3 separate regions of the Mus musculus genome follow, and all the other regions are linked to region 1. The links are chromatin loops, found by intact Hi-C in ENCODE. Cell type or tissue: gastrocnemius. All regions are shown on one strand.

Region 1 (8,000 bases):
TGAACTAGGCTGCGCAGCCTAGTGAGCCCCGGAACGGCTCGTCTCCTCCTCAGCAGTTGGGTTACAGCTATGTGCCTCAGTGAGGGAGGGCCAGGGATCAGAACTCCGGTTCTCATGATCTGTCCATCTCCTGAACCCGTAGTCTTCCCATGTAGGTGTAAGAAACATTCCATCTTTGTAGTAATAAGGCTAAGAATTATTGAGTATTTATGTGTACCAGACATTACATCAAGCATGGACAGGGCCCATAAATGTATTTCATAATGTCAGTGAATTCCTCTATGTGATTTTACCTTTCTTGTGACCAACAGAAAGATCCAAAATTAGAGTTGGAAAATATCTGTGCTGAGGGAGTTTTACAAGGTCTGCACTCCAAGCTCATAACTGCCTATAGGCAGGGGAGAGGTAGAGCCTTTCTCGTCTGTGGCGGTGGGGTGTTCAGAGACTCTTGATTCAGTGCCCCCAAGCGCCTGCCTTCACCATCAGATTAACCAGGTACTTTCCCACAGATGGTCAAATCCCAGCATGAGTTCGGATGCCTTGTTTGTGGAAGCCATTCTGCTCTGTAAAACCATTGCTACAATGCACAGCAACAGTCATTGAAAAATATTCCAGCTGCTGCCATCCTTTTTGGGCTTCACAGAAGGCACATTTATTGGAGATTGGTGGTCTAGAATGAGATGGTCAACCTTTAATTTTGTCAAATAAGAACAGTGAGAAAAGTGAAAACTGTCTCAGAATGTAATTCTAAGTGCCCTGAGAAGAAAATAGTTCCCTCCCCTCCACATTTTCCACTTTAAAACATACTGTTACTCTGCCCAGACGTCCACGTCTGGGCGCAGGCTGGGGTTTTAGTAAGCTTTCACAGGAGCATAAGAATTGCCATCCTCTGTAAATTCCCAGAGTTCTATCGTGTGCTGTACACAGGCACTGAATAACCACACACACATGAATTGATAAACCACTTGAGTGTTGTAGAACCTTAGAGAAACAGCTTTCTTAGCTTCCTCACGATTGTTACGGGGGTCACCTAAGCTGCTGAAGTAGAGCACTACTCATTCCTTACTCAGCAAACAAGCACCAGCCTTACAAAATACCAGGTATCCTGGGAGCATTAGCAGGGTGATGGGCTAATGACTCACTGGTGTGGATAATTAAGCAAGATGTGTTGTGGAAAGCACGTCACAACTCAGCTGCGAGTTTGCTGCCTCCTGGTGATTCACTCACTGAAATGCTTTTGTGTTTTGTAACCTAATTTGTTAATAAGTTTATAGGAAGCCAATTAAGCTAGCTGCTGATCTGTATCATTTTTGTTTCATAGTCTTTGATTAGAAATGGCAGACTGTATTCCTAAACTATTTTAATGCTCCACTCCAAAACCAAACCGAACCAGGTGACTGTTGTACTCGATACCTGCCCAACAAGTTTAACTAATGAGATTTTACTCATTCAGACTCATCAGGGCCTGCATCACCAATCTGAAAAGGCCTAAGGATGGGGAACTGCTCACACGATCCAAAGCCAGTGCCCGAGCCCCTTCCATCTTCAGTCTACTTAGTTTTCCTTCATAGCAAAATCCAATTAGTTGGTTATCTGTTTTCTATTCCTAAACATAACACTTGTATTAAGAACTTTCTACAGCAACCACATGATGGCTCACAACCATCTGTAATGCTATCCAGTGCCCTATTCTGGTGTGTCTGAGGACAGCTACAGTGTACTCATATATAAAAGTAAATAAACAAACCTTGAAAAAAATTACATTTTAAAGGGGGGGGGGTGGTGGCTGGAGAGATGGCTCAGTGGTTAAGAGCACTGCTCTTCCAAATGTCCTGAGTTTAAATCCCAGCAACCACATGGAGGCTCACGACCATCCGTAACGAGATCTGACGCCCTCTTCTGGTACATCTGAAGACAGCTACAGTCTACTTACATGTAATAAATAAATCTTTTAAAAAAATTCATCCAGAGGCAGGTGAACAATAAAATGTGAGTGCTGACCAGAGAAATAACCAAAAAAACAAGTGAGAATTGAAAATGAAAGGCGAGCAGCTTGAGAAATTTGCATCAGGTAGTGTGATAGTTGAGAAGGTAGGATGTTACATTCACTGATACAGTACCCACTTTTGAAAGCTTAGTGCTAAACGTGGTATATCTAGGTGGAAAAGGTACCCAGGGTGTTCTTTGTTTTGTTTTTGTTTTTTCGAGACAGGGTTTCTCTGTATAGTCCTGGCTGTCCTGGAACTCACTCTGTAGACCAGGCTGGCCTCGAACTCAGAAATCCGCCTGCCCCTGCCTCCCAAGTGCTGGGATTAAAGGCGCGCGCCACCACGCTCGGCCCCGAGATGTTCTTGGTATGTGAGGGCTTCACTGCAAGAAGTTTCCCCATTGGGCTGGAACATTTCCAAACTTAATTGCTAACTTACTGCATAATTTTCTAAAATACGACAGGTGGTGTTTGAATCGCATAGATTGTGTTAGAGAATTTGCCCGCTACAGGGGCAATTGAAAGCCAAATGTGCAGCTGTGCCGCGACTGCCTCCACGTCTCTGGTGCACACAGACTGGATGAAGGAGGACACCTGTAGCTGCTTTCTGTGTTTAACTGCTGCATCTGCCCCCAGGCTTTTGTTCATAGTGGATTTTGACTGGAAGCCCTATTTTTCATTTTACTCAACAAATCTTTCTTTTGCAGAAGTCATGAAGCAGTCTTTAAATACAGTAGAATTACAAGCAGGTACACACTGCTAAGGACATTGCTCAGAGAGGCAGTAACAGGGTCTTTCAGCTCTCCCTTGGCGGGGTGGGGGCGGGGGGTTAAATGCGCAGATGCACTGCACATTAAGAAATGATGCTTTAAACAGTCTGGGTGAAACAGCTTGCGGAGCCTGCTGCTTCTCTCCTCCTTGAGGGTCCTGGGAATTGGACTCAGGTTCTCAGACTTGGCAGCAAGCACCTGCTGAGGTCTGCTCTTCTGATATGTTTTTGTAATGATAAGTACCGGCCCCATAGCCTGGCTGCTCCCTGGAAGGAGAGGATCTGCATGGACAATGTGACCTTGCTTCCTGATTAAAAGTATTGGTTAAATAAAGACGCCAACAGCCAATGGCTGGGCAGAAGAGACATGTGAGTGGTTTGGGTTTTCCAGGCTTGGAGTTGGAGGAGACCCTGAGGAGGCAGAAGAGGAGGAAGTGGAAAAAGGAGAGAGAGGACACCAGGGGTAAAAATCCTAAAATAATGGCCACGTAGGATGGCTGATTGGAGTTAAGAGCAGTGTTCTCTGACCCAAAGATGTCAGGATGCTGGGTGACATCACTAAGCCAGATGTGCCCTTTCTGTGGTCTTCCCCCACCCCAACCTTGAGGATTTACCTTCCCTACTTCAGCTGGTGGTGGGGCCTGTGGTTGGCCACTTCCTTTCACCAGATGAGAACCTATCAGGGCTCGCCCATAGAAATGGTGTGTGCGCTACTGCCACCTTGTGGCCGTATGTTCTTCACTCGCGCAGCACCATAAAAATTCAGTGCCAGAAACCTGAGCAGCGTGCATTTTTCCTGGCCACATCTTATCAAGCCACTGCTAATGCTGGATGTTGAAACTACGAGCGATAAAGCGGATCATAGGTTTCAATGTGGCAAGTCCTGTAAGGACAGTAATGTCCACGTGACAGCAAGTTAAAATGGTTAAGTGCCTAGCTCTCTCTCTCTGTGGAGTGATGACAGATGTGTCTACTCATTAAGCAGAAACTTTGCCTTGGTGAAGCATTTTTGTCGTGGAAAGAGTTATGGAAAGAGAACATGACAGATAAAAATGTCTTCTAAAGGAATCTACAGCAGTTGAAATGTGGACATCGGATACAGTAGAATTTCTAAAGTACTGTCCCACCGAGATTTCCTCACCCCAGTTCCTAGAACCTGTGAATCTATCCCACCTGTGAATATACCACGTGATTTGATGGGCCATACTCCAGGAAATTATCTATGCAGGCCCAATCTAATGTCTTTTTTTTTTTTAACATTTATTTATTTGGTGAGCGTGTGCGCACACACTCATTCATGCACACAAGAGCAAGCACGCAAACACATATGTAGATGTCCCCTTCGGGGCATGTGCTCACCCCGTGGTACTCATGCCAAGAGCTGGTTTTCTCTTTCTATCAAGGGTCCCAGGGATCAAGCTCAGGTTGCCAGTCCTGACTGCAGCCCCCTTCACCGCCTGGGCTCCTCTTGCTGACCCCACAGAAGCTCTCTGAAAAAGTTATTATTTGTACCGGGTGTGGTGGCTCACACCTTTCATCTCAGTACTTCGGGAAGCAGAGGCAGGTAGATCTCTGTGAGTTTACAGCCACCCTGGTGGCTTCCAATAAGATACCAGGCCAGACAGACGTACATAGTGAGTCTGTGTCTTAACAAAGTTATTTGGTTTTTAAATCATGGCAAACTACGTACATAATTCATCATCGTTCCCCATCGTAAGTGCGCACTATAGCAGTTTAACTGTGCTCGCATTAGGTGGCCAGCTGCCAGTACACTCCTAGTTCAGCTGAAGTTGAGGACCACTGAACAACAGTCTCCTCTCTCCTCACTTGCTGTCCTGCTGTATTGTTATTCTTGCTCAAACTGTACATGGAACTCCTATCAACATTAGAGGAAGTGACACAAAATTGTCTCTTGCTGCGCACATAAAGGGTTTTTCTTTGTGACTCAGTTGGTCTGGATTTTTCAGTTCTCTCAGTCAGAAATCCATTGACATTAAAGAAAGCGTCAGACTGCAGCATCAGTTTGACCAATTGGACGTATGCTTTCATTTCTTCCATTTTCAGTGGGAGGTGGTGCCCTGGTGCACGTGTGGAGTCAGAGAGCAATTGTGGGAGTCAGTTCCCACCTTCCACTCAGACTCGTGGAGTCAGATTCGGTCATAGGGCTCAGACACGAGCATCTTCACCCTTCCCGAAAGCCTAGTATGTCTTCATTCTTAAGAAAACAGGCATGGTGCCAGGCATGGTGGTGACACCTTTAATGCCAGCTCTAGGGAGGCAGAGGCAGGTAGATCTCTGAGTTCAAGGATAGCCTGGTCTACAGAGTGAGTTCCAGGACAGCCTGAGCTACACATGACAAGGATGTTGTAACTGAAATCCCGCATTGTGCCAAGGAACCTGGTTGGTAAAAGCATTCAGTAAGAAGGCAGAAGTAAGCCCTTAAGGAATGTTAAGGCTAGTGTTATTATAGTTTAATTGTTTATTTTATGTGTGTGTATCTGGGGTGTGGGAAGGCATGTGTATCATAGAGCATCATGGGAATTATGGAAAACCTTGCTGGAGTCAGCTTTCTCCAGCCACTGTGTGGAATCTAAAGATTGAACTTGCTATGCCTTAGTGGTAAGCTCCTTTAGCTTGTGGGAAATCTGGCCAGCCCTAGGCTATTTTAACATAGTTTAGATGTACTTGTGTTTTTTCTACATGTAGTCTGTGCACCATGTCCCTGCCTCGGGTCCACAGAGGCCCCTGGAATCCTGTTCTGATGCTCTTGAAGAGCAGCCAGTCCTCTTAACCACTGAGCCCTCCACCAACCCCGCTCCACCTCTGTGTTTCAAGAGATATTACTTATAGGCAGATACCAGTTTGAAGCAGATACCAGAAGCTCTCCCAGAAGCCCCCATACCCTCTAAAGAGCAACGCCCACTCCTCCCCACCCCCAACCTGGCAAACATCATTCTGTTGTCCCTGAGCTCACAGAGCATAATGCCCTCAAGGGCCATGAACATCATAGCATGTGTCAACATGTCAAGCTTTATTAATTAATGGTAAGTGTTCCCAAGTCTCTGCAGAGCCCACTTTATTTACCGGTATGCCTGTTGGTTGGCACTGGCCTTTGTGCTATTGTGATAACACCATTATGAATTCAGTTCACACAACTGTCTCAAGAACCTTATTTGCATATATTCTGGGTATAGAACCAGAAGTAGAAATGCTAGATCACATGCAAGTTTTGTTTAATGGTTAGAGTATATGAGAGAACATGTTCATACATGCACACGAGTGTGTGTGTGTGTGTGTGTGTGTGTGTAGAACAAGATGCCAAAGGAACAGCTCGTGATCATACATGATTGAGAGAGAACAAGAGAACACATCTATACTTTTGTCTTTGTGCAGGCCAGAGCTGTCAACCTTGTTTTTTTGTTGTTTTTGTTTTTATAGTCTCTCTGACTAGCCTGTAGGTCATAAAATAAGCAAGCCTAGCTGGCCTGAGCCTCAGGGATCCGCCTGTGTCTCCTCAGCACTGGGTTTACAAAGAGCCCATCATCTGGCTTTTTAACTGAGGTCTTCACACTTGCACTGCAAGTTCCCCCTACTGTTTTTTGGAAACAGAGTCTCATCTAGCCTGGGACTGCCTCACACTCATTATGCATCCAAGAGAGACCTAGAACTTTGGACTCTTCTGGCTCCATTTCCTAAGTGTTGGGAATTATAGGCATGGGCCACCATGACAGGTTTTATGAAGTGCCAGGAATCAAATTTATGTATTCATGCATGCTAGAGGTGCGCTCTACCACCAGTCATAACCCTAGTGCTCATAGAAGCTCTTTTAAAATATATAGGTGTGTGTATGCCTGCATGTGTATGTGCCTGTATGTGCATCATAAGTATTCAGTATGTATGGCCAGAGGGCACTGGACCCACTGGAGCTGGAATTACATATAGGTGTGAACCATGGTATGGATGGTGGAAACTGGACCTGGTGGGTCAATCTGCAGGAGCAACAAGTGCGCTTAATTGCTGAGACATCTCTCTAGCCCCAGTAGAAGCACTTTTAAAAGTAAATTCTAGTTTGTGGTAGAATCCTAGCTCTGGCTGGTCTTGAATTCCTGACATAGCAGAGCCTGAACTGTGAATCCTCCTGCCTCTACTTCCTGAGTGTTGGGGCTAGAAGCATGTTTGACGATTTCCCACTGGGGTTGAACACTGCACTCCACTAGTCAAGCATCTTACCAACTGACCTTTTTCTCCCACCTCCCAAAAGCACTTCTAAAAGGCAAGCTTAAAGTCCTGGCTGCCGACATTTTAAAAAAGGGATCTCCTATTGTTGATGTTATTTTAAGGCAGAGATGTACTATGTAGCCCAATCTGTCCTTGAACTGTGTAGCCCAGGCTGGCCCTTTCTTTATGTGTGATCCTGCCTTAGCCTCCTGACTGCTGGGATAGAAATCTATCATCATCCTGGCTTCACAAAATTTTTTGAACATTTTATTTATTTTTATGTGTATGATGTAGAGGGAGGTGTTGATTCCCTAATTGGTTATTGATTGTGTCAATAAAGGAGGCAGAAGCAGATTGCTGGGCAAAAGGAAAAAGGTGGGATTTCCAAGTCGCTAGAGGAGGAGAAGGGACACAACAACCACATAAGGCCTTAGGGCAACCAGAGCAGGTGGTGGCCTCCGACACTGGCAGATTGCTGATATAGGATAGCAGATAAGTTTAGGGCAATAGGTTCTACACCCAGCAATTGTGTTATCTGGCAAGTTTTAAAATATAAAACTGCCTAGTGTTTTCCATCCATGGAGCTAAGGTGGACAAGAGAAGAAAGAGAGCAAGTTTTCTTTTTTTCCCCTAATTTATTTGTTTGTAGATCTTTCTATGCAGCCCTGACTGGCTTGTGTAGACCAAGTTGGTCTTGAACTCGACAAACAGAGCTTGCCTCTGTCTCTATGGTGCTGGGAATAAAGGCATGTGCCACCATGCCCAGCCTCTGACTAATTTTTTAACTAAAGTGATGGGAATTCAAGGGAATTTTTTCTTTCTCTTTAGGTTCATGTAGTTTTACTATGCTTACTTTGTATTACAATATAGAATTCACAATCGTCACAAAGACCACCTTGCATTTTTCTAGGGTATTTACTGACTGACTTGATTCTTGAACTATGCAGGTATTAGACTGAAGGACCACTGCAGTTGACTGCAGTTTTTATTAAAATTTACTCTGAACCAAGAACCAGAGGAAAGCCC
Region 2 (8,000 bases), 100 kb before region 1:
AAGGAACAACCTGGAATTTGAAGTTTGTACTCTGGATGGCATTCAAGCCCACAATACACAGGACTCAAACAGAAACTTCTTGATCTACTGGGCAAGGGCTAGCGGAGGCTCACCGTGTAAGAAAGAAGAGAATAGGAAAGAAGTGAATAAGAAGTCAAAGAAGTGAATATTTTTCATCAGTAACAAGGAACTAAATCATGATGAACACTGCTGTACTGTGGTTGTTTAATCAAAGGAAGCCTTGATAAAGGACCAATGTCTCTAATGTGCTCCATCAGTTAGCAGTGCTACATCCCATCTACAGATGGAAAGTGAGTTAGTTACTGACTGTCTAGGCTGGGATAGGAACAGTGAATGGGAACGGGAAATGATAACTAATGAGTAACTGATGATGGCTGATTTAATTAGGGCTTCTATTGCTGAGACAAAAAAAAAAATGCCATGACTAAAAGTGACTTGGGGAAGCAGGGGTAATCTCAGTTTACAATTTAGGTCACTCTCCACCAGTGAGGGAAGCGAAGGCAGGCTCTGGAGGCAGGAGTGGAAGCAGACGCCTTAGAAGAACGCTGCTTCATATATATATATACATATATGAAAGTGTCCTACATTTTCTTACACCACATCTACCTGTGATAGCGCATGATTTTTGATCCTAGCAGGGAGGCAGAGTAAGGCAGACCTCTGTAAGTTCAAGGCCAGCCTGGTCTACAAATTGAATCCAGGACAGCCAGGGCTATAACAAATAAAAACCTTGCCTCAAAAAACTAAAGAAAGAAAGAGAGAATGAGAGAGAGAAAGAAATTGTGGTTCTCAATTGTGGTTCTCCCTTAGATAACTCCGGTATGCATCAAGTTGAAACAAAACAAACAAACAAACAAAAACCAAAAAAAAAAAAAAACAGGATAATGGTGATGACTGCCAAACTCTGAATATACTAAAAGCCATGGAATTGTTCTTTAAATTAAGCAAATTTCATGTTATAAAGATCAGAGTTCAATAAAATTGTTTTTGTTAAGATAAGTAGAAGAGTCTGGGTCTCAGAGAACCATGCCACCCCACCATACAAAGCCCTAATAGTGTCAATTACTTTAAAGACAGACTCTTTATTCAGACACATCATTTGGGCTGAGTTGCTGAGAAGGAGAAATTGAACAAGTTGGGGGTCCATGGCAGGGCCAGGGGTGGTGGGGCCAGTGTCACAGGTACGCAGTGAAGCCAGTATTTCCTTTATGAAGCCATGAAACAGGCTTTCTCTTCCTGAGGAAAAGCAAGTAATGTTTTCTCACACCATCAGAGACTAAAAGGCAAACCCAAGACACTGGATTCTGCAGTTTCTGGGTAAAGTCAAAACCGGAACGTGAGGAGGCTCTACTAAGAGAAATGCCAGGCAAACTTAGACATAATGGGAGAAGGCAGTGGAGAAAGATCGAGGCGGCAAATCCACATCCCTTGGCACAAGCTTGGGAAGAGGCACCTGTGTTACATGAAGAAGAGCAATGGGCTATTGGGATGTAAGCTACTTGAGTAGGGATGTCAGCTGGCTGGATTTGGGATGTGCTATGTTCAAAGGGAAATGGGATTTTGTCTGGGATTTTTGTGCTATTTGTTTTTCTTTTGTTTTGTTTTAAGACAGTCTCAGGGAGCCCAGAGTAACCTGGAACTCACTATGTAGTGGGAGACAGGATTCTTGTGAGAAATATTTTAAGCATTATCTGGAAAGAAAAGCCTGACACGCAGTAGCTTGCACCACCACTTGGACTACCATGTGGCATGGTTCTCCTAATATATTGATCGTAATATTCTGGCTTCATTTTCAACACTGAGGGTTGAACCCAGGGTCTTATGCACACTAAACGGGCTCTTTACCCTATCCTGTGGCTTTAGATTTTAAAGCGATAATAAGTAATATAACAAAAAAAATCATACACAAGAAAATTGTTCAAATTTAGTAATAATGGTGGCTTGTATACTTGCTTACAGTCTGCTTCGCCTAGAAATATTTTCTTATGATAACAGAACACTGCTGAAAGCAATACTTGTAGTTTTCTTTATGGCCACATGAGTAAGGTTAAGGTCATAGTTTTGTATTACCAAAATTAACCTGTAAGCTTCCCCTGCCCAAGGACCAAGTAACCTCCTGGAATGCTGGGAGTTGTAGTTCTTATAACAAAAGCCTCATGGGAAAGTATGGTGGCCTATGGGTTTGTCTTTATAAACCCCTGCAACAGTGTCTCAGGGCCATTCAGCTTGGAAATTCCAGGAATGGCCTTGACCAAAGTCCATCTCTTAGTCAGTACTTAATATTTAATAAAGCTTGCTTCAAATTTGGCCCAAAATGGTGGAATTGGTTTTTCTCCAGAGAATCTCGGGATTGACAGTATCAATGGTTGTATAGCACTAACAACACTGTAGATGGGGGAAACGTGCTTCAATGCCTAAGGCTCTAGGCTCAGATCCTAGTACCATCCCCGTACACACACACACACACACACACACACACACACACACACACACATACACACATACACACACACACAACACACACACACACCACACACACACACACACACACACACCACACACACACACACACACACACACACACACACACATATACACACACACACAAGCACTGTGGTGGCGAGGGAGCCTGTGAAGATAACTTGGTCAGTAAGGTGCTCGCTTGCCATGGAAGCAGAAGAATTTGAGCACAATTTACAGACCAACATAAACGATGGGCACAGGCACAGCAGCACTTGCCGGCAAGCCCAGAACGGGGGAGGCAGAGACAGGAGGACCCTTGCGACTCATTGACCAGTCTAGCAAAATTGGAGAGCTCAAAGTTCAGAGAAACAAAAAGCAAAGTGGACAGTAATTGATTAAATCGCCTGGCATTTCTCCTTTGGCCACACACATACATACACACACGCACACACACATGCACACACACAGAATAACTTCACAAAAAGTACTGCTGATCAATACATCAATACATTCTCCAAGACACTGGGGAAGTCCAGGGCATTTATATAAAATGGGATTTAGGTGACTTCAGTATAACCACTAGAGCAATTATTCCCTAAAACGCAATGTCATGACTGATGAGCAGTGGCCCCATCCTCACATATAAAATGAAAAATAAATTACACAGTCACTTCGATAACACAAAAGTCTAATCTGATTTAACTCTGATTGATATACAACCTAAGCAGACATAAAGCATAAATGAAAATCTTGTCATAATACAGTATATAGCACATAGTATACATAATATAGTATATATAATATACTTTTAAAAAAATTTATTTAATGTAAGTACACTGTAGCTGTCTTCAGATACTCCAGAAGAGGGCATCAGATTTCATTATGGATGGTTGTGAGCCACCACATGGTTGCTGGGATTTGAACTCAGGACCTTTGGAAGAGCAGTCGGCGCTCTTAACCACTGAGCCATCTTGCCAGCCCTATAATATACTATATAGTACATAGTATCTATGGGCATAGTATATATACTATAGTATATATGGACATAGTATATATAGTATATATGGATGTAGTATATTAGTATAGTATATATAAAAATATACATACCTGAGATTAAAGGGGATTTTAAATTCCGTGCTGTAGGTCCAGTTATCTAAGGAAATCCATCTATAGTTCAGGTCATTAAATCTGTAGTAAGGATCCTGTTGGTACAAGATAAACATGGTAGCCAAATATGCTAAAAATAAACAATTGAAATAGGTAACAAACAATGACTATTGATCACCTAAAAATTAATGAACTCTTGGCCTAGGAAAGTCAGACGATTAACACTGAGAATGTGGGCTGTGGATCAGAGGCTGCAGATACGGCCCAGTGGTGGGATATGCAAGGCCCCGAGAACAGTGCCCAGTGCTGTAAAACGACGAGGATGTGGGAGAAAATTCCCAACAGTATGCGTGAAATGAAAGAGCTCTGCGGTACAAATAATACTCATTATCAGAGAACGTGTCCGGAGATAGATACCGGCTCCCTTTGTATTGATTGTTTTTTATTATATATTTGTTTATATGTGTGAGAGTGCTCAGGCATGCACCACCGTGGGTCTCCCTTCTCCCCAGGGCCATCGGCCATCGGCCCACGTGGACGAAGTGGGCAGAGTGGTTGAACAGGGTATTGGATGGCCTGTGAGTACAAAAGAAAATGAAGTCATTCCAGGATCAGTTTTAGGGAGACAGACCAACGTTTTTAGGGGTGAATCAATGGTTAGATAGTTTAGGGGAAAGGAGTAGGAAAATCCAGGATGGACAAAGGTCATTGGCTGAAGGCTAAACTGAGCCGCCTCATTAGCCTAGAGAGGCATCCCAGGAATCTCAGGTGCTTGCCGATCCAGTTCTTATCAGGAGAAAGGAAGCTGAACCTGTAATCTAACCAAAGACATTCCACAGATAGAGGGGAGATGGGGGACCGGGGTGGGGGTTGAACTCTCCGGAGAAGGTCAGAGAAGGAGAAGCCCTGCTGGTAAAGAGAGTCCACCATTTTGTGAGAGCTCAGAAGGCTATCTGGACAATGGTAGACTTTGACCTTAATTAGCAGGGCAACACTCCACAGCACCTATGTGGGTGGTCAGAGGACTCGGTGGGAGAATCAGTTCTGCGTTTCCGTTGTGTGGCGTCCGAGAACTGAACTCAGCCATCAGGCCTGGCAGCAAGCGCCTTCACCCACTGAACGGTCTCCAAGAGACTCTGGCTGCCTCTTTTAAGCCAAACATAGAACCTCCAAAGTCCTGGCAGTAAATAAAATCTGACCGCCCTGGGACACGTTTCCTTTCTCTCCCAGGGCCCAGTTCTTGCTCTTTGCTTCCACTACCCCGGATAGCCTCCAGGGGGCAGCACATCTCCTGCCCTCTACTGCCCAAAGTTCAGCAGAAACTCCCATTCCTTGGAGACCTTAAGCATTTCCAACCTACTTTTCACTACGCTTTCTAAGTGAGCGCTGCTGGGGGCTGAGTAGAGACCACACAGGCAGTAAGTACACTCACTGCCACACTCATAGGATCCAGCTTTCCTGGATTATCCATGTTAGCAAACTGCAGCCCGTGGGCTTGATTCTGTGTGGCAGCCAGTCAAGGGCCAAGCGCTGACAGACTTACTAGGAGTTGTGGATATGGACCAACAGGCAAAGCACTGTTGCAAAGGTCTAAAGATCTCAGTTTGATTCCCCAGCAACATCGTAAAAGCTGAATGGAACAATGCCTGGAAAGTAGCCCAACAGCTAAGAGCACTTGGTTTTTTTTTTTTTTTTCGGGGGACCAGGATATGATTCCCAGCATTCAACTGGTGGCTCACAATCATCTGTAATTCCATTTCCAAGGGATCCAAGGTCCTCTTCCAGCCTCCCTGGGCACTGGGCACACACTAAACACTAATGCAAATAAAATAAAAAAATTAAATCTATCCGTTTTTTTAAAGGACAAGGAGCCAAGCTTTGTAGCCCTCCTGGGCTGTTGACATAGCCGATAGCAAAGTCACAGTGACCCCGACTATAATACAAAGAGGAATGATTTATATAAATCTATTATCCAAGCCAATCAGTTGCTGTAGCACCAATTTTTTCCCTTTGAGACCTATTCCACTGGTGCTAGAGAGAAGACTCAACAGTTAATAGTTTTTGTTTGTTTGTTTTATTTTGTTTTTTGAGACAGGGTTTCTCTGTGTAGCCCTGGCTGTCCTGGAACTCACTCTGTAGACCAGGCTGGCCTTGAACTCGGTTAATAGTTCTTAGTACTCTTGCAGAGGACCCAAGTTTGGTTCCCAGTAGCCACATCAGGCAGCTCACAACCACCTGTATCTCCAGCCCTCTTCTAGCCTCTGTAGGTTCCTGGAGATGGGTGGTACACATAAACTCACACAAACTTAGTCATAGCTAGGAAGAAGGGATCACAAATGAGGAAATGCCTCTATCGGAGAGGCCGTTAGGAAGGTCTGTGGGGTACTGTCTTGATTAATGATTGATGTGGGAGCACTGAGCCCACTGTGGGCGGTGCTATCCCTAGACAGGTGGTCCTGCTTATATGAGAAAGTAGGCTGGGAGAGACACGAGGAGCAAACCAGTTAAGTGGCATTCCTCCTTCTACACTTCTGCTTCAGTTCCAGTAGACTGTGACTCAGGATGTGTGTGCTGACGACTTTATGTCAACTTGACACAAGCTAGAGTCATCTGAAAGGAGGGAACTTCAGCCAGGTGTGGTGCTGTACACCTTTAATCAGAGTACTTGGGAGGCAGATGCCAGTGCACCTCTGAGTTTGAGGCTAGCCTGGTCTACATGAGTCCCAGGGCATCCAGAGATACTAGGTAAGACTGTCTCAAAAAATAAAACAGGGCTGGTGAGATGGCTCAGTGGGTAAGAGCACCCGACTGCTCTTCCGAAGGTCCGGAGTTCAAATCCCAGCAACCACATGGTGGCTCACAACCATCTGTAACAAGATCTGACGCCCTCTTCTGGAGTGTCTGAAGACAGCTACAGTGTACTTACATAAAATAAATAAATAAATCTTAAAAAAAATAAATAAAATAAAATAAAATAAAACAATCCGGGCAGTGGTGGCGCACGCCTTTAATCCCAGCACTTGGGAGGCAGAGGCAGGCAGATTTCTGAGTTTGAGACCAGCCTGGTCTACAGAGTGCGTTCCAGAACAGCCATGACTACAGAGAGAAACCCTGTCTCAAAAAACCAAAAATAAACAAACAAATAAATAAATAAAAATAAAACAAACAAGAAGGAAGGAGTCACAATGGAGAAGACAGCTCTATAAGACTAGGTTGTAAGGCATTTTCTTATTATTTCTTAGTGGTTAGTGGGAGAAGGCCTAACCCATTGTGGGTGGAAATGGGTCAGAGCTGTTGGTCCTGGGTTCTATGATAAAGCAGGCTGAGCAAGGCACGTTGAGCAAGTCAGTCAGCAGCACTTCTCCAAGGCCTCTGATTCAGCTCCGGCTCCAGGTTCCTGCCCCGTTTGAGTCCCGGACCTGACTTCCTTGGATGGTAAGCTGTAATACTGAAGCATAGTCAAAAAATAAACCCTTCCCTCCCCAAGTTGCTTTGGTCATGGTGTTTCATCACAGCAACAGAACCCCTAAGATAGAGCTGGATGTCATCTCCTGGAGGGCAGTAACTCCAGGAGTAGAAGAAAAAGCCAGTGTTGTCCATGATCCTCTGCAATGAGAGTGGAATGGCCGTGTTTGACTGGTAGTGACCATCTGGGCAGCTGTCCAGGCTTCCCACCCATGAAGCAGCATCATAATGACTCCAGGGGAGTACACTGCCATCAAGGTTTCAACCTGCCACACATCGTTCCTAACTAGGGTAGCTTGATAAGCCACCTCGGGAGAGAGTAAGGTGAGCTTTAAAGCTACGAAACAGATTTGTATTTTAAGTTGTGCTTCGGGGTGAGACGCTGTCAACTGGTGTGTGGAAGTCCCAACTACCTTGCTTCCCTTTCTGCTGCTCTGAGCCGCCCCGGTGAAGAAACACAGAATAAATATTTAAGAACTCAGGCTGGAAGAGAAGCCCAGTTATTAACTTGCCCAAATGTCTTCACTCAGCCCTATTTATAACTCCGCACTGTGGACTTAAACCAAGATGGTTAAAAATATCATGAAAGAAAAAGACTAGCAAGCTTCGAGGGCAGCTCAGCCAAGGACGTCAACACACTGCACCCCAGGGCTAGCGGGGGCAGCAGGGCTTGGGTCTCCTTCCTGTGTCTGTGTTCCTTGCAGGAAGCTACGAGGGAAGCCCAAGAAGGCAATCATGCTAGATGTGTTTTCTCACATGAAGAGAATTTACAGGCTAGTTTCTCCCACTTATACAATTCCAACTTTTTTTTTCCATTTTACTGATGGGGGAGGGGGACCCAAGTGCCAGGCCTCACGTATGGAGCCAGAGGAGAATGTATAGGAAGCGACTCTTTCCTCCCACTATGTGGGTCTCAGGGATTGACTTAAGGTCGTTAGCCTTGG
Region 3 (8,000 bases), 180 kb before region 1:
TCGGGGTATAGCAAAACCCTTCATCACGGAGGAAGCACATGGTAGAGGAATCCTACTCACTTCAAGGTGTTTGGAAGTACACAGAGATGGGGAGGAGCCCCAGTACAGATCTCTTTCAAAGCCACGCCCTCCATGACCTAACTTCCTTCTGTGAGGCCCCATAGTCAAAGAGTTGTATCACCTCCAGATAATGTCACAGGCTAGAAACCAAGCCTTTACTTAGCACACAGCCTTTGTGGGACATTTTAAGATCCGAACCATAATACACAGTAAGCCTTTCAAATGCTGCCCAGTCCCTGTTACACAACAGACAGTTGACTGGATGAGGTAACACCAGGACACCGCTCTGGCATGGTCATTGAGTCTCAGTGTTCTGACGTTAAGATTCAATGATGAGAGTCAAACATTTGCTTAGTAAGTGTTATGCTTCTGTTTCTTTAGTCACTCTGTACAGAAATAATCTGCTCTGGTTCCCAGGAATGCTTTTCAGGCGATAGAATTTAACTTAAGCTTTTGGTATAGACACATTTAAAAAAAAAAAAAAAAGCCTCATTTTCTTGCACCAAAAGAAAATTTTCTAGGCAATGTGTATTCTTTAAAAGCTCATACAGCTCAGAGAAAGGTGCCATTTTTAGTTCCTGCTTCTGTTATGAGTTTATTTTGCCTTGTATTCAGCAGTTTGCCCAGCCGTTAAAAAAAAAAAAAAAAAAAAAAAAGACAAAAGGTAAAATGATAGAGCAGTTAGAAAAATATGCCTCACTTTACAAAGGAAAACATGTTTATCCTGAACCAAGAGAATTCAGAACAGATTCTGTTCAACAGAAAGACTGATGTACCCTGTAGCACTCTCTAATGTCATTTGATAACCCTGCCATTCACACAGCCAAGCAGCACCGGTGGCATGATGGGGAGGTGGGATGCCGTGCTGCGCAGGAGCTAGCAAGCACAACCCTCCATACCATAGTCCACACGGAGCCTGGGAGGGAGCCCACTGCTGTGGATGGTGCTCTAGGGCACTGTGACAAAGCTCTCTGGGTTTATATCAGCCCCCAGCTCCTATCCATCATGGAAGGGATTCAGGGCAGGAACCCAAAGACTTTGAATCTGAAACTGCTGAGCACCCCGGCTTGCTGCCTCATGGGCTCATGCTCCACTGGCTTTCTTACACAGCCCTGGACTGCCTCTCAGGGAGTGGTGCTGTCTACAGAGGATAGGTCCTCCTCCAGTCAGTTAACTGTCAGGACACGCCCACAGACCAGTCTCATCTGGCTGGGCCCTCCCTCATCTGCACCTCCCTCCTCAAGTGATTCTAGACGTGTGAAGTTGACAGTTGAAGGTGACAGGGACAGCAGGCAGAACAAAGCCCTTGCCATGGCCTAACTCAGCCCCTCATGAGTCTGTGCTTTCTCCGCAGATGAACTCCGGGATAGTGACAGCGTCTGTGACAGTGGTGTGGAGACATCCTTCCGCAAACTCAGCTTTACAGAGTCTCTTACTGGAGACAGCCCACTGCTATCTCTGAACAAAATGCCCCACGGTTATGGGCAGGAAGGACCTATTGAAGGCAAAATTTAGCCTGCTGGCCGTTCCCCCACACTGTGTAAACCAAAGCCCTGACAGTCCATTGCATCGTCCCAAAGGAGGAAGGCAAAGCGAATCCAAAGGTGCTGGAGAATCGCCGGCCTGCAGGGTCACTCGATTTCATTCAAGGCCTTCCGAATTTGGCGTCCTTTCTTGGTTCTGAAATGAAATGTAGTTGCCACGCACAGACGGTGTCTAGCAATCATGGCGCTCGCTCGCTCAGCTGCACTCTATGGCTCAGGTGCAGTGTCTTGAGCTTTCTCTGCTGCTACTGGATCACATTTGCTTTGTGTTGTTACTGCTGTCCCTCCGCTGGGTTCCTGCTGTCATTAAAAGGTGTCGCTGTCCCCACCCGGTGTCCTTTCTAGCCATCTACTGTAAGTTGTGCATTCAAATTAAGATTAAGGAAAAACATATTTTTAAATGAGTACCTTGATGCGCAATAAAAAAAAGACATTTCTTTTTTTAATGTGGTTTATCTGTGATTTAAAAATAAAAAACACATGAACTTACAATATTTAAAACATGCTACAATCAGTGCTGAAAATAGTATTTTCCCCGTTTTATGCATTTTACTATTGTAAATATGTTTTCTAAATCAAATACTTTAAAAGAAGAAATGTTGAATTTATAAATGCTATTTACTTTTTTATTTTACTTTTATAATAAAAGTACAAGCACATTGTTGACCTAATCTTGTCTGATCTCTGCAAATGCTTTCTCAGAGGAGTCCCTGTGACTGTGGGAACAGCCCCACAGCCCGTTTGTCACATCCACATTCTCCTTTAGACACATTTCTTTGAAGCTAGAAATGTTCAAACTGTGGAAATAAAAGTGTTCTAACCCAAGACTGAGGTTCCGACCCAGGCAACATCATCTGGACGCCTAGCATCAACATTCCAATCTCTACACCGTTCCTCTCCAGCGCATGCTGTCTGTGTCTATGAAGGATAACAGACCCCAGCTTCAGCACTTCATCTTCTGGATACGATGTGGCCGTTGCGTTCATAGCTAACTACACAAAACCTGTACAAGATGTGGTCCTTCATCATGTATAGAGAGGGACTGATGAAATACACACACACACACACACACACACACAGACACCACAGCAACTGGCTGTTAATAGTTGCTAGGGGAATGGGAGTCCTTTCTTCAAATGGTATAGCACATACTCCAGTAACTATTCCCTCCCCATGTTCATGCAGGCAGCCCTAATTAAACTTACTCATACACACAAGCACAGAAGCAGGAAAGTAGGAGGCGGAAACGAGAAGGCAGCGGGGTTTGTGGATATGATCTCAGTACATCCTATACATGTTTAAGATCATGAGAAAATATACATTTTAATTAAAAACTAAATTCCAACATATGTAAAAGATTTTCCAGTATGGAGTTTAGTAAGTCTGCATGGCTGAAAGTAGAAAGAGGGAAGATTAATGGCTTGAAAGAGGTCTTAGTTTGGACTCTGGTGTGTGACCAAGGTCATTTAGTGTGTAGTGTAAAGATCAAATCCAAAACCTTCTGGTGAAGTGGCTTGGCAGTTAAGAGCACTGATCTTCCAGAGGACCAGTCAGTAGGTTTAATTCCTAGAACCCCTCACAGCTCACAACCACCTGTAACTTCGGTCCCAGGGAATATGATGCCCTCTTCAGGCTTCTGTGGGCACCAGGCATATAAATGGTGCACAGATATACATGCAGGCAAAACATCCATACACACAGAAAGAAAAAACCAAAAACCTAAGGCCTTGTCATGCCACACAAGTGATCTACTACTGATCCCACGGAAGGGCCTGGAAACCCACCAGCTATTACCTTTGGGAACTGCCTTCACTACAAAGAGCTCTCACCCCCATTTCCATGGTAGTCATATGAATGCCTTTCCCATTGCTGGGACCTTCAGATCCTGGGAGACAGGCTAAAGTGATCTGGGCTATCTCCCTCACACAGCTCAAGGTACCCCAAATAGACATCTTGTATGTCAGTGTCCATATGACAAAATATTCCAAACTTACAATGAAGAAAATGGAGGTCCAGAGAGCGCAACTCAGTTGTGGCTAAGGTGCATCTGCGTTTATATCCAGATACTTAGCGCCTAGGCTTGTGAGTTAGAGAATGATTTTATTGGGACAAAAAAGATGATAATGACTGAATCTATTAGTAGGGATTTGGTATAAGATTAAGTAAAATATCATTAATGAAGAAATGATTAATTATTTAAATATATAATACAAGCTACTTAATAATACTTAAATTATTTAATAAATATTCTAAGTGCCTAATCATCAATTAATCGGAATCCCTTTCTACCAAAAATTCCATATGTATGAAAATTTAAACCATACGAATTTTAGACATACCACCAATCTTAGACAAACACCCTTGACATCGAGAAGGCCCTAATCGAGACTTCATTCTGTGATGTAAAAGCAGAGCAGATTCTACCTCTTAGAATGCATCACAAATGAACAGAAACTGGTTAAACAGCAAATTCTGTTTTCCATTACAGTACCCTCTCTCCACCCTAACACACCCTTATTCTGCGTTGGAAACTTTAAGACAAAACTGTCTTGCTTTGGTGTTTCGTAATACTTCCTGGGACAGCCATGCCACCATGCCCCAGCCAGGACTTTCTATGGCTGTTAGCTGTGCGTCTTAAAACATGGTGCTGAAGCCCTTCCCACAGAGAGACACCATTGTTTCCTGGGTTTAGGCTCCTGAGTCCAGGCCACCTGTGGCAAGGCAGGAACGATGCTGAGTGACTTCCGAAACTAGGTCCGAATTTCTGCCAACCTTCCCGGAACTACCTTCTCCTGGAACTCAGTCACCCTGTTCAGAGGGTGCCAAGCAGCCATGAAGAGAAGGCCAGTACAGGTGTTCAGCCAACAGCCTTAACCGAGGTCCTAGCCAAAGCTTGCCAAGCCGACGGCTGCCAGGTGACCCTGCCTAGCCTTTGGGCTGTCTCAGCAGATGCTGACCATAATAGACATGGGCTGTTCTGCTGTTCTCCTCAAATGACAGATTTGAAAGCAAATTAAATACTAGTGGGGGTTTTAAGCCCTGGGTGTAGAGTGGACACCACCATTCTCCAGGCATTTGAAAAGACAGCTTGCCTACCATAAGTTCAGCAGAAAAGATACTGACTGGAGGGACACCAACCAGGCTGCCCGTACCAATATGTAAAATAGCATTTCTCTTCTTTAATAAACAATCCTGGCTCTCTTTTGTTCCAGAAACTTCCCCTTCTTACCAGGTCTCTACGCTAATCCACATGAAGGCAGCCAGAACTGCCTGCCTCTCAATGGAAGGAGAGTCCACCTTCACGCCAGTAGATGGAGATAAACACCAGAGGCAGTACAGGCGGTTGGTCGGTTGGTCGGGTGGGAAGCTACAATGAGCCTGAAAGAAGCTTGCCCTGAAAGCTTTCCTCACAGCAGGCCGCCACTCAAAAATAGCTTCCTCAGAACTTCAGTCAGCTTTTGAGGTTTCTGTACTCTGCAGGCATAACCCAAACCTTTTCAGGATCTGCAGGCCTTTCTTCTTGGGGGTGTGGGGGGAGGGGGAGGAATCCCTGCTGTTGTTCATTTACCCACCTGGGTCCCCTGGGGCAACTCTCTGCGACACAGCAGACACAGCAGTCACCAGTACAGAGTACAGCCCCCAAAGCCTGTTAAGTCTTGGCTAAGAACGCAGAGGGGCAGAAGCCAGCCAGAATGGGCGTCTTTACACGCCAGCCCCTTTCAGTTTCCAACACAGACAAAGAGCTCAGATTTGACCCATTCCCAGAGTCAAACACAGGTCAGCCCCACTCCAAAGACTGTCTTTGAGGATGCTTTCAAAGTCTTTGATGAACAACCGGCTTGTTTTTTTATACCAGCTCTGTGCAAAGATGGAGTCATAATGTGTCAACCCATATGCAGTGTGGTCCCAGAATACCACTAAAAGGACGTATTGCTTGGTAAAGCTGGGCTTGTGGCACATGTCTGTAATGCCAGTGCTCTGGAGGCTGAGGCAGGGGGATCACCATATGTTTGATGCCAACCTGGACTACATAGGGAGGAGACCCTGTCTCCTAAGTAAACGATGGTGGTGATGATGATGATGACAATGATAACGACAACGATGACAATGATAATGTTGAAGATCCCCTTTCCTTTCCCAAAGCAACAGTGTACAACTTAAGTGACAGTATGACTTGAATGAGAAGCATCATGGCATGGGTGGCTTTGTTCTGCAGTGCGCGCGCGCGCACACACACACACACACACACACACCTCTATCTCCCGACCACATGCAAATGTCCCTTATGCATTTCCAATACATTTCTTTCTGTGATCTGGGAACAACCACCTTACATATTAAACAAGCAAATATCTTTAAAAACAGGAGTGCTTCCACTTAAAAAATACTTCCCAATCGTTATTTCCATAACACTCTGAGGTAAATGGGGGGGGAAGGGTTACACCTCCTGCCATAGTCCACAAGACCGTGTGCTGGTGTCTGGCCCTCCCTGGAGAGAGAGGCTGGACTCTCTGTAGAGAGAGAGACTCAGTCATGAGTCTTTACAGCTCAGGCCTCAGCTTCGGTCTGTAACCTCTCACAGGTGCAAGGCGGCCCTGACGGAACAAATCACACGGATGTGCCAGAAGCAACAGCTTGCCAGTCAGGGGCATTGAAGGACATTACTCACAGCTGGCCAAACAGCTGGAAGACAGCACCCGTGAAACCATTTCCTCTAAGAACGCTAAAACCAGACAGAACCGCCCCCAGACAGGGCAGGAGGGGCCTTGAGAGTACATGCCGGTCTCTCTCTCTCATTCCTTCTCCTTCCAGACCCTTCTCTCTAGCTTTGGAGCTTGCAGGAGTTTCTCAACGCTGCCTGGCTTTAATTTCCTGGGACGCAATCCTTCCCTTAACAAGCACATAGCCCTCAAAAACACACCCATGTGCCCAGCCATGGTGACACACACCTTTAATCCCAGCCCTTGGGAGGCAGAGGTAGGTGGATCTCTGAGTTGGAGGCCAACCTGGTCTGAAGAGTGAGTTCTAGGACAGAGAAACCCTGTCTCAAACAACAACCCCACCCAGGTTCCAGTCCCATTAGTGCACAATCCCTCCTCCCAACATACCCAGAGAGGCCAAAAGGACCAGACAGGACACCTCTAGAGAACCTTACTGCAGCCTCCTAGACAGGCCTTGCCACCCAAGCTAGTAATGACCCATCCGACTCTCTTCCTGGGGCGCCACAGCCCCTGCACCTGTCCTTCAACCACCAAGCCACAGAAATACTACCCTTTCCCCCTGTGTGAGGGCAGTGTGAGCTCACAGCACATTAGTGTGAGCCACCCAGATCTATGCGAAAGCAGCTCTACACGTCTTCCATCCTAGTTTCGACTCCTTGAAGATCAGAGTCACTATTTGGCCCTGCCTTCCCCACCATCCAGCCAAAAGCCTATTGTGAGGGGCTGGGGAAGAGCATTTGCACACAGCGCGTGGGCCAGCCATAGGCACAGGGACTCCTTAAAGCTGCAAAGAGGAGCAGACAGGCGGTTGAATGTCATCCCTCCCCACAGGCAGCAGCTGATGGCCATATCTTTTCTTTGGTTACGGGGGCTTCTTTATATTTGTCATCTAACTTCTCCCCTATCTATTCCAGAGGTTTGTGTCAAGTTTCCAGAGAGTCACAGTAAGTAAATTTCAATTAGACATCACTCAGGGCCAGCAAGGTGACTCAACCTGTAAGGCCGCCCGCTACAGGAACCTGGCAACCTGAGTCAGATCCCCCAGGACCCACAACAGGGTAGAAGGTGCGAACCGGCCCCATAAAGTTTCCTCTGAACTACACACACACACACACACACACACACACACTTTGAAAATCACTTGGCTGCGACCTGTTTGCCAGGGTAGCAGGACAGATAGAAGTGAAGTAAATTAATAGAGCAGGAAGTAGCTCTGGTATTGGACCTTGTGACCCAGTTTCCATTCTGCCTGCCAGGCACCTAAGACAGAAGCCAGAGCTCTGTTTTAGAGAGCTGCAGGCTCCTTCCTTCTTTCTCCTCTCCCTCCCCCTCCCCGTTTCCTTTCTCTACCACCCTCTGTCCCTTTCTTCTTCTCCTCTCCCTTCCTGACACATTCCTCCTTGCCCTTTCTCTTCCTGTCTCTCATTTCTCTCTTCCCTTTTCTCCCTCTGTTCTCTCTTCCTCTCACTGATTCTCTCTCCCTGTTTCTCTCCATCCTCCACTCATCATAGGCCTTCACGACTTCCTTTCCTTCCAGAGAACAGTTGCCCATGCCTGTAGTCAGGGCACCATCAGCCAGCTCCTGCAGGCTCTCCCTCGCCCTCCCCTCTACTTACAGCAAAAGGCTGCAGAAGCCTCCCTCCCTCCAGAAGCTCACTGAAAGCCAGCCTTGGCC

What was found. Hi-C counts contacts between places; a loop is a spot of excess contacts. Peaks named below come from ENCODE experiments on the same cell type or tissue, not always from the same donor. Only the 100,000 strongest peaks of a DNase experiment are listed, where the experiment ranks them.
Region 2: it touches region 1 in a loop (5-fold over the local background); 16 of 42 quality-filtered maps call a loop at or near these places.
Region 3: a loop joins it to region 1, with 5 times the contacts of the local background. A loop is called at or near these places in 18 of 42 quality-filtered maps.

Annotation. Positions count from the first base shown.
Region 1 is chr3:135,397,937-135,405,936 of GRCm38, reverse strand. No RefSeq gene overlaps it. Among named protein-coding and RNA genes, the nearest start is that of Cisd2, 21 kb to the left of the region's middle. In gastrocnemius, CTCF peaks have their summits at 1,905 (motif pointing left) and 3,488 (motif pointing left); a DNase peak (open chromatin) is centred at 3,468.
Region 2 is chr3:135,502,595-135,510,594 of GRCm38, reverse strand. It overlaps Manba (mannosidase, beta A, lysosomal), which reads right to left. Exons shown (of 17, transcript NM_027288.3): 2 at 3,592-3,686. Among named protein-coding and RNA genes, the nearest start is that of Manba, 21 kb to the right of the region's middle. In gastrocnemius, a CTCF peak has its summit at 4,867 (motif pointing right); a DNase peak (open chromatin) is centred at 4,855; H3K4me3 peaks cover 1,136 bases; H3K27ac peaks cover 3,168 bases.
Region 3 is chr3:135,578,930-135,586,929 of GRCm38, reverse strand. Nfkb1 (nuclear factor of kappa light polypeptide gene enhancer in B cells 1, p105) reads left to right here. Exons shown (of 25, transcript NM_008689.2): 25 at 1,415-2,275. The coding sequence ends at 1,575. Among named protein-coding and RNA genes, the nearest start is that of Gm46827, 25 kb to the left of the region's middle. In gastrocnemius, a CTCF peak has its summit at 4,900 (motif pointing right); DNase peaks (open chromatin) are centred at 4,431, 4,992, 5,164 and 7,988; H3K27ac peaks cover 4,682 bases.